Regions from separate parts of the Homo sapiens genome. Here region 1 is linked to region 2. A link is a contact called in ENCODE Hi-C or POLR2A ChIA-PET data. All regions are on one chromosome and are shown on one strand. The core of a region is the stretch at or near the end of the contact, and the rest is flanking DNA. Distances in the headings are between cores, read along the strand shown. Region 1 overlaps IRAG1 (inositol 1,4,5-triphosphate receptor associated 1). Region 2 overlaps IRAG1 (inositol 1,4,5-triphosphate receptor associated 1).

What was found. A loop is a pair of places that touch in the nucleus more often than their neighbours do. ChIA-PET counts read pairs that join two places held with the same protein, here RNA polymerase II (POLR2A). Pooled maps may share reads with other maps.
Region 1: a loop to region 2 is called in a map of CD14-positive monocyte, with 2.4 times the contacts of the local background. The contact joins two enhancer-like sites. A Hi-C loop is called at or near these places in 5 of 168 maps with a recorded cell type or tissue (CD14-positive monocyte, PC-9, ascending aorta and 2 more), 4 of 37 single-sample maps with no recorded cell type and 7 of 50 pooled maps. POLR2A ChIA-PET finds 5 or more read pairs at or near these places in 2 of 52 experiments (MCF 10A and activated B cell).

Annotation. Positions count from the first base shown.
Region 1 is chr11:10,602,313-10,608,559 of GRCh38, reverse strand. It overlaps IRAG1 (inositol 1,4,5-triphosphate receptor associated 1), which reads left to right. Exons shown (of 21, transcript NM_130385.4): 12 at 1,788-1,818; 13 at 4,015-4,155; 14 at 5,309-5,440. Among named protein-coding and RNA genes, the nearest start is that of LYVE1, 37 kb to the right of the region's middle. RefSeq lists enhancers at 2,124-2,418, 2,144-2,438. Within about 2 kb of position 1,884, at least 21 of the 41 ENCODE cell types and tissues checked have a DNase peak (open chromatin) inside an H3K27ac peak, as active enhancers do; they include CD14-positive monocyte and ascending aorta, where a contact is called at or near this core.
Region 2 is chr11:10,655,487-10,661,953 of GRCh38, reverse strand. The region is part of intron 1 of IRAG1 (inositol 1,4,5-triphosphate receptor associated 1); the gene reads left to right. Among named protein-coding and RNA genes, the nearest start is that of IRAG1, 35 kb to the left of the region's middle. RefSeq lists a silencer at 2,238-2,532 and enhancers at 1,586-2,785, 4,154-4,303, 3,908-5,107. Within about 2 kb of position 2,038, at least 25 of the 41 ENCODE cell types and tissues checked have a DNase peak (open chromatin) inside an H3K27ac peak, as active enhancers do; they include CD14-positive monocyte and ascending aorta, where a contact is called at or near this core.

The DNA of each region.
Region 1 (6,247 bases), core at 635-3,134, 53 kb after region 2:
TTGTAAGGCACAGTTATCTGCATCAGACACCAGACATACCATGTGGCTTCTCTGCCTAAATCATACTTCTCTGAGTCCTCAGAGTTTCCCCCCAGACCCCCACTTTTTTTTTAAGGTGGGTATGTTCTAACTGGGTGTGGTGGCTCATACACCTGTAATCCTAGCACTTTGTAGGCTCAAGGCAAGAGGATCACTTGAGGCCAAGAGTTTAAGACCAGCCTGGACAACAGAGTGAAACTCTGTTTCTACAAAAAATAAAAATAAAAAATTAGCCAGGTATAGTGGCATGCACCCATAGTCCCAGCTACTCTGGTGGCTGAGGCAGGAGGATTGCTTGAACCCAGGAGTTCAAGGCTGTAGTAAGCCACCTCTGCAGTGATCCTGCCACTGCACTCCAGCCTGGGCAGCAGAGCGAGACCCTGTCCCCAAAAATAAATAAATAAAATAAAAATAAGGTGGGTGTGTTCTACAGCAAAAAAGCAGAATGTGAGTCATTGAAATAGAAAAATGTTTGGTTTATAATTTATGAAAATATGTGCATTTCACATAATATCCCAACAAACCCAGGAGTCAGAAACAAACTTGGCAAGTTTTGCCAAATCATTTAAATCATATGTGTATGCTGTAGATGACAGTTAAGGCAAGGGCCTGATGGGTGGGGTTGTGACAAGGACTGTAAGTGTCAAACATCCCTGCAGCTGTTTGTCCCGTGTTCTGGACTCCGCTGACTTCATGGCCATGGGGTCTTCTCATCCTGACAGGAAGGCACTCATATCATTCCCTAGGGGTGAGAACCAGCCCCCTGCAGAGATGGCTGACCCCTACCTTTGCTCTTGGGGTCCCTTCACACCCGTTCAAGAGAGGAAGCTGTGTTTCCTGAGAAGCTTATTGATGGCATGCTCTGTTGCCAAGTTCTGTGACGCTGGTAGGACCCCTCCCAGGCCTCCCCGCCCCAGCACAGGAAAGGGCCTGTGCATTATTTACATTGTGTGGACTTCAGATGGGGCCAGCTTTAGTTACCAGCAAGAGCAGCAGCCACAGCAGCATCGAGTGGACATGCAGATGCAGGGACTGCCTATAGCTGGAGAGCCCTGGCTGTGGGAACGCCACAGACGAGGAGCTGCTCAAAAGGATGCCTCTGTGTCGGCTGGGGCTTTCTTGCCACTCTGTGATTCTAGCCATCAGAAGTTCTTGCTGTGGAGAAGAACCCTGGTCACTCTCTCCTACCATTTATTCTCTGGCCCGCATGCACCTTTGTCACAGCCCTCAGAGACAGAGGAGGGTGAGGCTTTGCAGACCTGGGTGGATATCCCCAGAACAATTATAATGGCAACTTAGATGTGTATGAGTTATAAAGTCCTTATCACATGCATTTTCTTATTTCTCACAGCAAGGCTATGAGTTCAAGGTCACATTTCCCGAGAGCCCACTGAGTGTGGATGCCATATATTTATGCATACAAACACATACACATACATACATGAGTACATATAGTGCTTATAATACCTCTGCAAGGTAGGTGATATGATTCCCATTTTGCAGATGAGCACGCTGGGGCTTAGAGAGATTAAATAACTTGTCCAAAGTCACAGAGATAGTCATGGTGCCGTAAGAGTCAGTATCTCACAGGTGACAGAGCACAGGCAAGGGGACATTGCATCTTTTCCTTCTCACCAACACAGCTTACTCCACCCCTGGAAACACATGGTCTGCTGGTCATTCAGAGTCACCTTTGGGTCTATTGACTAGGTTGCACACAGTTCAATTGTGTGTTTTCTTTTTCACAGTGCCCCTCCACTCACTGAAAAGGAAGTTGAGGTAAGTGACTCAAGTGTGTTATGAAATTTAGTGCCCGTGCTTGACTGGGCTTATTCAAAACATTTCTTCCTCCAGACTCTAGCTCTGACATTTTTAGACAAAAATGAGAAAGAGTGACTGTGGGGTAATGTGAACATTCATGACCAGCCCTCTTGAACCATGAGATCCCCATTCCCACGTCCGTTCATGGAAGATTTTGACAAATTTGGGCAAAAGGGAGAAGGTAGTTGGAAATTTTACATTCCTGTAAGGATTGTTTATATTCTTTAAATGTACGACTTAGATACACAAAACCAGCTGGGAGGCTGCAGAATTGAATCAAATTTATTTCAAAATTACTGAAAAATGGTCAGATTTCAAGTTCTAAGCTTTAGTTTAGTGGGAAAGGGGGCTGGCCTCCTCAGGGTTTCAGCTACAAGAATGCCAGCTCAGCGGAGCCGGGAAGCTGTGCTGTCAGCAATCCAGCCTTCCGGTTTCCTCACTGGGGCCTCCTTGTCCCAGCGGGGTTGTGAGTGAGCTGAGGGGAATCTGCATTTCATTCTGTAGCGGACAAAGAGAACTTATCAGAGGTGAGACAATGAGAACTGCTGATGTGGACCAGATAAGCAGAGGAAGACAGACAGTATGAAGTATCTACCACAGGTAGTATCTATAACTTGCACACAGGCATTGCACTTGCAGTCTATAACACACGCATAGCCATCCTTTCAGCTGATCCTAACCAGCAGCTCTGAAAAGCAGGTGGAGCAGGAATCAGCACAAAGGAGAAAACTGAGTGAGTAAATAACCACACCAAGTTTCTAGATACTGTAGTTGGCAAAACCAAGACCTAGATCCAAGTGTTCTCACTGAATTCAGAACTCATTGTGTCACACTGCTGTTAAGGGGATAATCAAGGTATAGAAAATTAAGCATTGAGCATTATTCATAGACTTGACCAAGGCCGGGTAAGGCAGAAAATTTCTATCACTGGGCTATGAGCTCTAAGCCTACCCACTGACATTTGTGAAGATGGGCCATGGGCGGTTTGTTTAATGTCCAAATGCTGACCGCAGATGTATATGGACACAGCTCTCGGCATGGTGGAAATAAAACAGGCTTTCAAATCAGACAGTCTGAGGTTAAATCCTGGCTCCGTTACTCCGTGTCACCTTGAACAAGTTAATGACCGTTCTGGTCTTGGCCTCTTTACCCATAAACAGGTATAACAGTTCCCACCCCAGAGGGTTATTGTGAGATTACATGAATTTGTAGAATGAAAAGCAGTGCTGGCATATAGTAGATGCTCAATAAGGAGTAGTTTTCAATATTGCCTTCATCATCATCATTGGGTCAATTCTGTACCTTCAATTCTTCTGGAGATGACTGCCTTCCATGGGCCATGTTACATGAACTTCAGAAGCCCCTGTGGTTACTAACCCTGCAGGGTATAAATCTGCTACCACTCAGGGCAGATGATGGCTGTAAAATTGAAGACCATTGCTTCCTTCCTGAGTGAGGTCCATCTGTCTATTTCTTCTCCCTAGTAGTTTCCTACTGTTCTGGGAATTCCATGTATGACCAATATTATCTTTTCAAAGTCTGTTCATGCAGGCTGCAATTTTAGCATGAAACATTTATTTATTCCAGAAAGCTTAACCGAACAGAATCATACCTGGCCTTATTTAATCTCCTGGCAGCTACTTAAAGCTTCTATCAATACAGGATTTGGAATACTCGGGCTAGATGCTGATTGAAGTTTGCTTTACGTCAACAATGCTTAAATCTCACATGGAGTTTCTTTCAATACAGTATTTTCCTGCAAAATCTCCAAAACCCCTCATGCAATAAATCCCAGCATAAATCCAGATGCTTACACAATTAGCTGTACTGGCCTGAGTTTATCTAAACCCAGATACAGGATGTTATTTTCTTAAAATTCAGGAAAAAGCAAAGTGTTATTCTCTTCTTATTTTTTGGTAGAATACATTTGGACCTCCGGTTCTGGGAAGGGCCTAGCGTGGACCTTGGTCCCTGCTTTACCATCTTTTTTGTGGTTTCCTGTGAAGTGAGCGTTTCCCTTGCACATGGCTGCTTTGGTGCTTTGGCGGCTGTTCCAGGGGCCGTTGCAAAACGCTCGTGCAAGGAGCACAGCTGCAGCCTTGTCCTCTGCAGTAACTCCTCCCAGCACCTCTCTCACACCCTTGTTCCCAACAGAACGTGTTTGTGCAACTGTCCTTGGCCTTTAGAAATGACAGCTACACTCTGGAATCTAGAATTAACCAGGCTGAAAGGGAACGCAACCTGACAGAGGAGAACACTGAGAAAGAACTGGAAAACTTCAAAGCTTCCATTACGGTAATTGTGGAGCCTGATGTGAGGAATCCCTGGAGCAGAGACTGTCCCCAAGGGCCATACAGGGTGTCATGCTTCTCTCAGGTACCAAGTATAGTCTCCTGAAGTGAAAAATTGAGCCAAGACTCTGACAGTGTTCCTCAGAGAGTTGGGGGGAACTGAGGCAGAGATCCCAAAGGCCTGGTTCCCTCAGGGCTGTGGACAGGTCCTCCAAAGCCTTGGGAGCTTCTCAGAAGGGGGCAGGGTGGCCTGGGTGTGACTCCTACTTTCAGGCGCCAGGGATAGCGTGTTCACATTGGGCTTCTCCAAGCACCAGAAGAAACTGTGGCCCAGGCCCTGCAGAGGCCACTTCTCTCAGCCTGGATGGGGCCCAGAGCTGCTTTCATGAGAGCTGAGTCTAGGCTTGGTGTGTGTCTTAGTCAGTTTGAATTGCTGTAACAAAGGGCCTTAGACTGGGTGGCTTAAATGGCAAACATTTATTTCTCATAGTTCTGGAGGCTGGAAGGCCAAGATCAGGGCACCAGCATGGTCGGGTTCTGGTGAGGGCCATCTCTGGCTTGCAGACTACCACCTTTCCATTATATCTTACATGGTGGAAAGAGAACAGAACTCTCTGGGGTCCCTTTTATAAGAGCACTAATTCCATTCGTGGGGCTCCACTCTCCTCACCTAATCACCTCGCCCAGGCCCCACTTCACTATCACATTGAGGAGTTAGGATATGTCCCCCCAAAAGTCAGCAGATGACTTTGTGGGGGGCACAGACATTTAGCCCAGTGGTCCGCATCCCCTGGGCCAGGCCGCAAACCGGTACCAAACCATGGCCTGTTAGGAACCAGGCTGCACAGTAGGAGGTGAGCTGCCTGAGAGCATGACCTCCTGAGCTCCGCCGCCTGTCAGATCAGCAGCAGCATTCGATTCCCATAGGGTCACGAACCCTATTGTAAACTGTGCATGCGAAGGATCTAGGTTGTACCCTCCTTATAAGAATCTAATGATCAGAGGTGGAAGAGTTTCATCCCCAAACCATCGCCCCCACCAGGTTTGTGGAAAAATTGTCTTCCAAACCAGTCCCTGAGGCCGAAAAGGTTGGGGACTGCTGATTTAGTCCATAACATTATTTGAGGACCCCAGGTGATGCTCCTACTCCTGTTCAGTCCTCAGCTTCACTCTGGCACCACTGTGAGCACCGGGAAACCTACCAGAAGTTGCTGGAGGACATCGCTGTCCTGCACCGCCTGGCTGCCCGCCTCTCCAGCCGAGCTGAGGTGGTAGGCGCCGTCCGCCAGGTGAGTCTCTCCAGCCCCCGGTCTTGCCAACTCTGTTCCACCTACGTAAAGTAGAGCAATCACCCAAGCAGCGGCAACTACAGATACCACTTAGAGGTGGCTTCCTCTGGGCCAGGCATCCTATGCACATCATTGCAGTATTATTCAGAGTATTTTTGGCAGATCACTGAACCCTCAAGGTGCTTTGTGGAAAAAGGTTTCTGTGGACGCACAAGTTTGGGGACTACTGCATACTATCTTTCTTTCTTGGAAATTTCTAACACATTGGCCTAATCAAGGCTTTGGTAACTCCTGTGGTGGAGAAGGCTGGTTCACTTTACCTACATAGTTCCCAAACGTATTTAACTGAAGAATTCCCCCCACAGCTCTCCATTTTATTTTTCTCAAAAAATACCTGTTCAACTCCCATGGAGCTAGTATTTGACAAAACATACTTTAGGAAAACCTGCTTTGTCTCATTAAATCCACCCAGCAACCCTATAAATATCCTGTCTCCCAGATGAAGATGCAGAGTCTCAGAAAGTAAAAGCGTTAGTGGCGGAGCGGGGCACAGGCCCAGGTCTGGCTCTCTCTTGGCCACTTTGAAGTCCTGAAGCATACAGAGCCCCGCCCCGGCCCCCCATGTTGTAGCAGGAGCACATTGCCCGAGTTCTAATCCTGGCTCCAACCTTCATTCGCTGTGTGACCTTGGGCCCCTTACTGAGGTTTCTCTGCTTCAGTCTTTTCAAGTATAAAATGAGGATGGTCACAGTATCTGCCATAGAGGGTTGCTGCCGTACTTGTAAAGCATTTGGATGTTGTTATTAT
Region 2 (6,467 bases), core at 789-3,288:
TCTTGAGATGTTCAAATTCTAGTTGGGTTGAGTTCTGGGCAAAGTACCCTGGGAGGATAGGGCAGTAGGCTGAATACTCCCCCCTCCCCAAGATGTCTACATCCTAACCCAGGAACCTATGAAGATGTTACCTTAAATGGCAAAAGGGCCTTTGCAGATATGATTAAATTGGGAATACTTAGATGGAGATTACCCTGGATTAACTGAGCGGGTTCAATGTAATCATGAGTTCTTATAAGGAGGCAGGACGGTGAAAGTCAGAGGAGAAGGAAATGTGAAGGGGGAAGCAGAGATCAGAGGGGAGAAAAGATGCCAGCGACTCTGCTGGCTTTGAGGATGGAGAAAAAAGGGTCACCAGCCAACGAATGTAGGCAGCCTCTAAAGCTGGAAATGGCAGGAAATGGATTCTCCCCTAGAGCCTCCTGAAGAAGCACAGCCCTGCTGATGCTTAGACTTTAGCCTGCTGAGATGGATTTTGAACTTCTGACCTCAAGAATTGTAAGATAATGAATTTGTGCAGTTTTAAGCCACCAAATATGTGGAAATTTGGTACAGACGCAGTAGGAAACTACTACAGGAAGGGAGTAACTTTTCCTGAGGTGAAGAGGAGGAATGGGTTTATGAAGGAGGAGATATGTGAACTGGGTCTTGGAGGACAAGTAGGAACCCATAAAGTATAGAAGGAGGACAGAAGGCAGCCCAAGTATAAGGAGGAGGATGTATGCAAAGGGTGTAAAAAAGCAGGGCATGTTTGGAGGTTGGCTTTTGGTCCACTGTGGTTGGGGCATAAGGTGTACAAAGGTTGAAAGAGGGGATCAGCCTCGAGAGAGGGGCTAGGAGCTTGACTCAGAACTGGCCCCCCCATGGTAAAAGGGAATCAATCCTCAAGGAGTTTATGAAGGGGAAGGATGATCCAATTTGTGTTTCAGACAGACTGCTCTGGTATCATTATGGAGGGTCATTGGAAGGGACCAGGCCAGAGGTAAGGAGACAAATGAGGCTGTTGCAGTGACTCAGGTCACACAGAGCCATGGGCAGGGGTGCCAGGGATGGGAGGAAGGGCATTTCTGAACTAGGATTGATGGGACTCAGAGTCATCTAATTGAATGTGGAGGGTGACAGAAATGAAGGAGTCACGGTGACTTCTAGGTTTGTAGCTTGAGTGCCATTCTCTGGGGCACAGGAGGAGTGGGCTGGGGAGGGAAAGAAACAATGAGCTCTGTCAGGGATGTGTTGAGGATAAGGGATTCATAGTCCACTTGGGAAAAGTTGTCCAAAGACAATTGGCAATGAAGTCTCCATAACTGTGCTATCTTGGGGTGATACTAAAGTCATCTGTGTTCCTTCTGCACCCTGGTAGGAGCAAGAATCAGGGAGCCTGGGGCTGAGTAGCTCAGTGGTGTGCTGGCAATGTTCCACGGCCAGCTCTCTGGGGGGAAAAGGCCCTGATATGTACATAGTGTTTGCCAATTTCCATGGTATAGATACTCCCACTATGACCAATGGCAAGCTACTAACTCACCCTCACTGATCATGGAACTGAGAAGAGATGGGCAGTAGCAAATCATTATATAGTTTCCGCTATGCAGAGACAATAGAAATAAATCTTCAGAAGAGCATAGATAATAGTAAAATGTAGTAAAATAATTAAAAAGCAGTTATTTTGAGTATTTATCTCCTTTTTGTTTAATGTGAGTTCATGTAATTTATTTTTTAATAATGTCTGTGTTTAACCACCAGTTCACAGAATTCTTGAAAATTACATTAGACTCTTATGAGCTGGAACAAGCAGGCTCCTGTGCACCACTAAAGAGATTCCTCCAAAGTACAAGTTAGAAGGGCCCAGAAATCCACCTACTTCTCAGGCTTAGTGACTCTCTAAAGTCACCCATGTGGGGAGGCAGAGCCAAGCCTAGGGCCTAGGAGACAGTTCCTGATCCTCCATGTCTTCCTGGAGACCCCTCGGTGCCCTGCCCTTTATGGGATCTCACAGACCCAGAATGCCGTGTGGTCCTTGACCCCAGGATGATGACTCATGTCACTCTTGAGTGAGTGACTCAGGGAAGAGGCTGCTGAGCAGCCTGGAACAAACAGAACTGGGCAAGATTTATATCTGCTAGGCGCTAAATGGGAGGCTCAGATACTTTGCTGCTATTCTCGGTGCCTTTGAACTGCCTCCGATTGAGCAATTGTACATATTTTGAAGAAGAAAAAATTTTTTCAAGTGGACCTATTTTTAAAAAAAGAATTCCTGAAGTGAACAAGCTGGAAAGGAAACCTGGGGAGATGTTTAGGCTTATTTCCTGTCATTGGTCTGAGCAGGTGCTGGCTCCTTCCCAGGGCACCCCCAGCCAACAAAGCCTATACGAGCTCCACAGGAGCGGAGAGCAGGGCTGGAGAAAATCGGGCCCTAAGAAGGTTTCCCACAGAGGTGCAAACCCCAGGATTGTCGGGGTTCTCAGGGCCAGCCTCCCGAAACGTGACTTTGTTTAGGGGACACAGTCTTGGGGGAAGTGACTTCCACTTCCTCATCCTCCCTTTTCTGTTGCCACCGAGGCTTTCTCCCTGCATCTCCGCCCTTCACCATTCCTGCTCCTGCACAATTCCCTTCAATCTAGATCCACTTTCAGGAGAGAATCCTGGGGCTTCCACCACACACTGGGGGGTGGCTGTACCCCCTTCAGTCACTCACTTACCCACTTGTTCAGCACAGCACAAATACCTACTTGGCCAGACACTGTGGCTGGCTCTCTTCCAGGAGGGATTCCACACTAGGCCTCATGTCTCACCTGTGGAACAAAAACCTCTGTTTTGGGGGAGTCATCATGAGTACAGGGATAGTGGAAAGAACTGGGGCTTTGAAACCAGACCAACCTGGGACTGAGCACAGCCCAGACCTGGGACTAAGCACAGCACAGATCTGGGGCAAGCACAGCACAGACCTGGGACTGAGCACAGCACAGACGTTGGGCAGCCACAGCACAGACCTTGGGCAGCCATAGCACAGACCTGGGACTGAGCACAGCACAGACATGGGGTGAGCACAGCACAGACATGGGGTAACCACAGCACAGACCTAGGACTGAGCACGGCACAGACATGGGGTGAGCACAGCACAGACATGGGGTAACCACAGCACAGACCTAGGACTGAGCACAGCACAGACACGGGGCAAGCACAGCACGGACCTGGGACTGACCACAGCACGGACCTGGGACTGACCACAGCACTGACCTGGGACTGACCACAGCACAGACCTGGGACTGACCACAGCACGGACCTGGGACTGAGCACAGCACAGACATGGGGCAAGCCCAGCACAGACCTGGGACTGTCCACAGCAAAGACCAGGACTGAGTCTCTTTTACTTGCAGGAGACAAATCTGGGAGCTCTGAGCCACTAGGATGAACACCAGAGTCTCTCTGAGCCTTGGCTTGGTTTTGTTGATGCTGTGCATGCTTAGAGAACTCAGCTGCCCTGTTTGGAGAATGGCGAGGGCACTGAGTGGACTCTATGTACCAGCACCTTGCATGTATTTCCTGATTTAATCGTTACAACAACGCTAAAAGGTGGGTGCTATTACCTCCATTTTCAAATGAGGGAACTGAGGCCAGGGGAGATTTATCCAGCAAGGGAGAGGCAGAGGAAGGATTAGAACGGAATCTGCCAAGCAACAAAGCCCCGTGAGCAGGCCAAGGTTAGGAAGCAGGATGGGGCTTTCCCAAGGCAGGCTTCCCATCCGGCTCACTTGTGGAGTCGCGGAACCCAGCTCTGCAGTTGGCCAGGCCCAGGGGACCCCCAGAGGCACCTCCCAGCACTTTCAGCAGATCTCCTGTGGGGAGCATCCTCTCTCCTGCGAGAGTGACCATGAGAGCATGAGAGCAAGAACAATGACGAGTCACTGCCGAAGGACGCCTGCTTTCACAGCACAGACACAATGGCTTACCCTTTACTATGAGCAAAACCGTCAAAATGAAAAGTCAGAAAGCTGCCACATGCAGCCGGGCTCGGGGCATGGGTGCTCTGGGGACTTTTCTGACTCTGCCCCTCACTCATAGATGTGGCCTTGGTCACATGCCTGCCCCTCTGGGCCTCGGTTCCCCATTGGTAAAAATGGGTGCAGGGGTAAGACTGGTGAGTTCTCAGTGTCCCTCCATCACCCTCTGGATTTGCAGAAGGGCTAAGAGAGCTCCACGTGCAGTCACCCCCAACAATTCCCCCCATCAGTTGTCCATCTAGAGATAGACCCGTGGTATTAATAGCAACCTAATCTCTTTCACATTCTTTGTGCTGCTAAAATGAAAGCAAAAATTCAAAGCTGGAAGAACAAAAAAACTCCCTTCTGAGAATACTGAGTCACTCCAGAAAGGTCAGTGGAGGCTAGGTTAACCCATGGTTTCCCGAAAGGGCTTCTTGGCTCTTCCCTCAATGCTCAAAGATTCACAGAGAGAATCTGAGAGCCGCTTAGCTTACGGGCTGTGCTCCTGGGATACTGTGGTTTCAGAGAGGAGTTTGGTCTCTCCTAGGCAGGTTGCAAGGCTCTGGGAGAGGCATCTTTGGCGCCATGATGAGAGGCTGCTGCTGCCTGCCGAGAACAGGCTTGGCCCTGCAAGGAAGGGGAGCATCAGACCCAGATTCGGTGAATTCCCAGCACTGCCATTCATGAGCGATGACATTGGGCAAGTCTCTGGGCCTCTGTTTCCTCATCTGTAACATGGGTCTAACTTTAATGTTAATAATAATAGTACTTACTCTCCCCATCTCACAGGGCTGCTGACAGCACTGAAAGAGATAGTCTCTGTAAATTCTGTTCCTGAACCGTGCGTCCCGATGATGGCTCTATACTTTCTGGGATACAGTAAGGCCTTTGAAGCCTACAAGGCAGGGCCGGCCTCCGCGTCCTCCACCTGCTGCTACCACCTACCAGAGGACATGCAGGCTCAACTGTAGGCCACTCTTTAGCCCTCATAAGACCCCGGCCCGACAACCGAAGTGTAGGTCCTGTTTCCTCCCCTCTGCCTCCCACCATCCTTAGCCTCACTGGGAGTACTCACTCCAGCCCTCCCCTGGGAGGCAGGGCCCCCGTGCTAGTCTTTTCTGCCACACTCAAGCAGAACTCCTGGTGAAGAAGCCAGAGTGGAAGAGAGGAAAGATGGCGGGCCTAGGAGTCAGACTAGCCTGGATTATAGCCCTTCACCAGCTACTTACTAGCTGTGTGATCTTGAGCAGGTTGCGGAACCTCTCTGAGCCCTAGATCCTTAATATATTAAATGGAAATAATAAAACCTATCTCATGGGGGTTAAAGAAAATAGCACTTGAAATACATTTAGCATAGTGTCCGATGCTCAGTAGGCGACTTAGAAGTAGCTGAAGAATGAAAGCATGAACAAAAGCATATTAGTTTGTTTTCTTTCATGAGCAGGGGCAGATAAAATATTTAAATATGGTTTAGGAACTTCTAGCCTCTTCAGTTGCACAAATTACTGGATAGTTATCCCAGCAGAGTCTCTTGGAAGATTTGCACCAGATACAAGGGTAGCTGAACCAGTCAAGTTGTTTCCGTTTCTGCACCTCAGTTTCCCGGCCTGTAAAATGGGCCAGGTTCTAGTTAGGCACTAGCTGGAGGCAGAATGAGTAGAGTCATAAAAGCTGATTAGCTCTTGGCACTGGCCTACCTAACCCTTTCCGAACCAGACTGGAGAGGCAGCAAGAAGGGCCCTGAAAATGGGTTAAAGAAGGAACAGCTTGGAGACCAAACATTACTAAATATTTTTTCCTTTTATGGGTTGGTGCTCTAGATCAGCACTTCCTGGAGATTATATTCTAAACTTTGCAGTGATGGATGTGAGGTCCGTGTGCCCACAAGCTCCAGCAGAACCCAGATGTCACCCTGGGGCAGGGACTCTCCTTTTACCTTGCTATTTTAAGCAGCGAGTTTATAATAATGGATGGGAGAGACAGCAAACAGGGCAGGAGCAGCGTGGGAATGGCCCCTGCAGGCAGGGCTGCTGGGGCTCCCCTGAGGAGCCTGGGGTTCCATCTTGTCAAGAGTGGGGCCTCAGCAAGCATCCACTCTACTTTTATGTTGTGGCAGCTGACATCTGACTTAACTCATTTGTTCTATTCTGCTTTCTGTCACAGGGACTGACTTAAGCTCTTTTTGGAAGAGAGGGAGGTGGAGGAAGAAAGTAGAGGGTTAAAAAATGAGGTATTTCTCATGAGACTTCAGACCATAATCCCAGAGTCCTGGGATGGAATCGTCAGGTCTTTCAGTTTGTTGTAGCTAAAAAGAGTCCAGGATTTCAGGGACTCCCAGGGTTAGAAAAGGCCCCTGAAGTGGTTAGGAATCCTGTGACCCTTGTCCCAGGCTTTACGAGAACGCTCCAAGGAATGGGGACTCACTACCTTAAAGAACAGCCTGTTTCATCTTCAGGTGGTTCCAACCACTAGAAGGTCGTCCCTTGC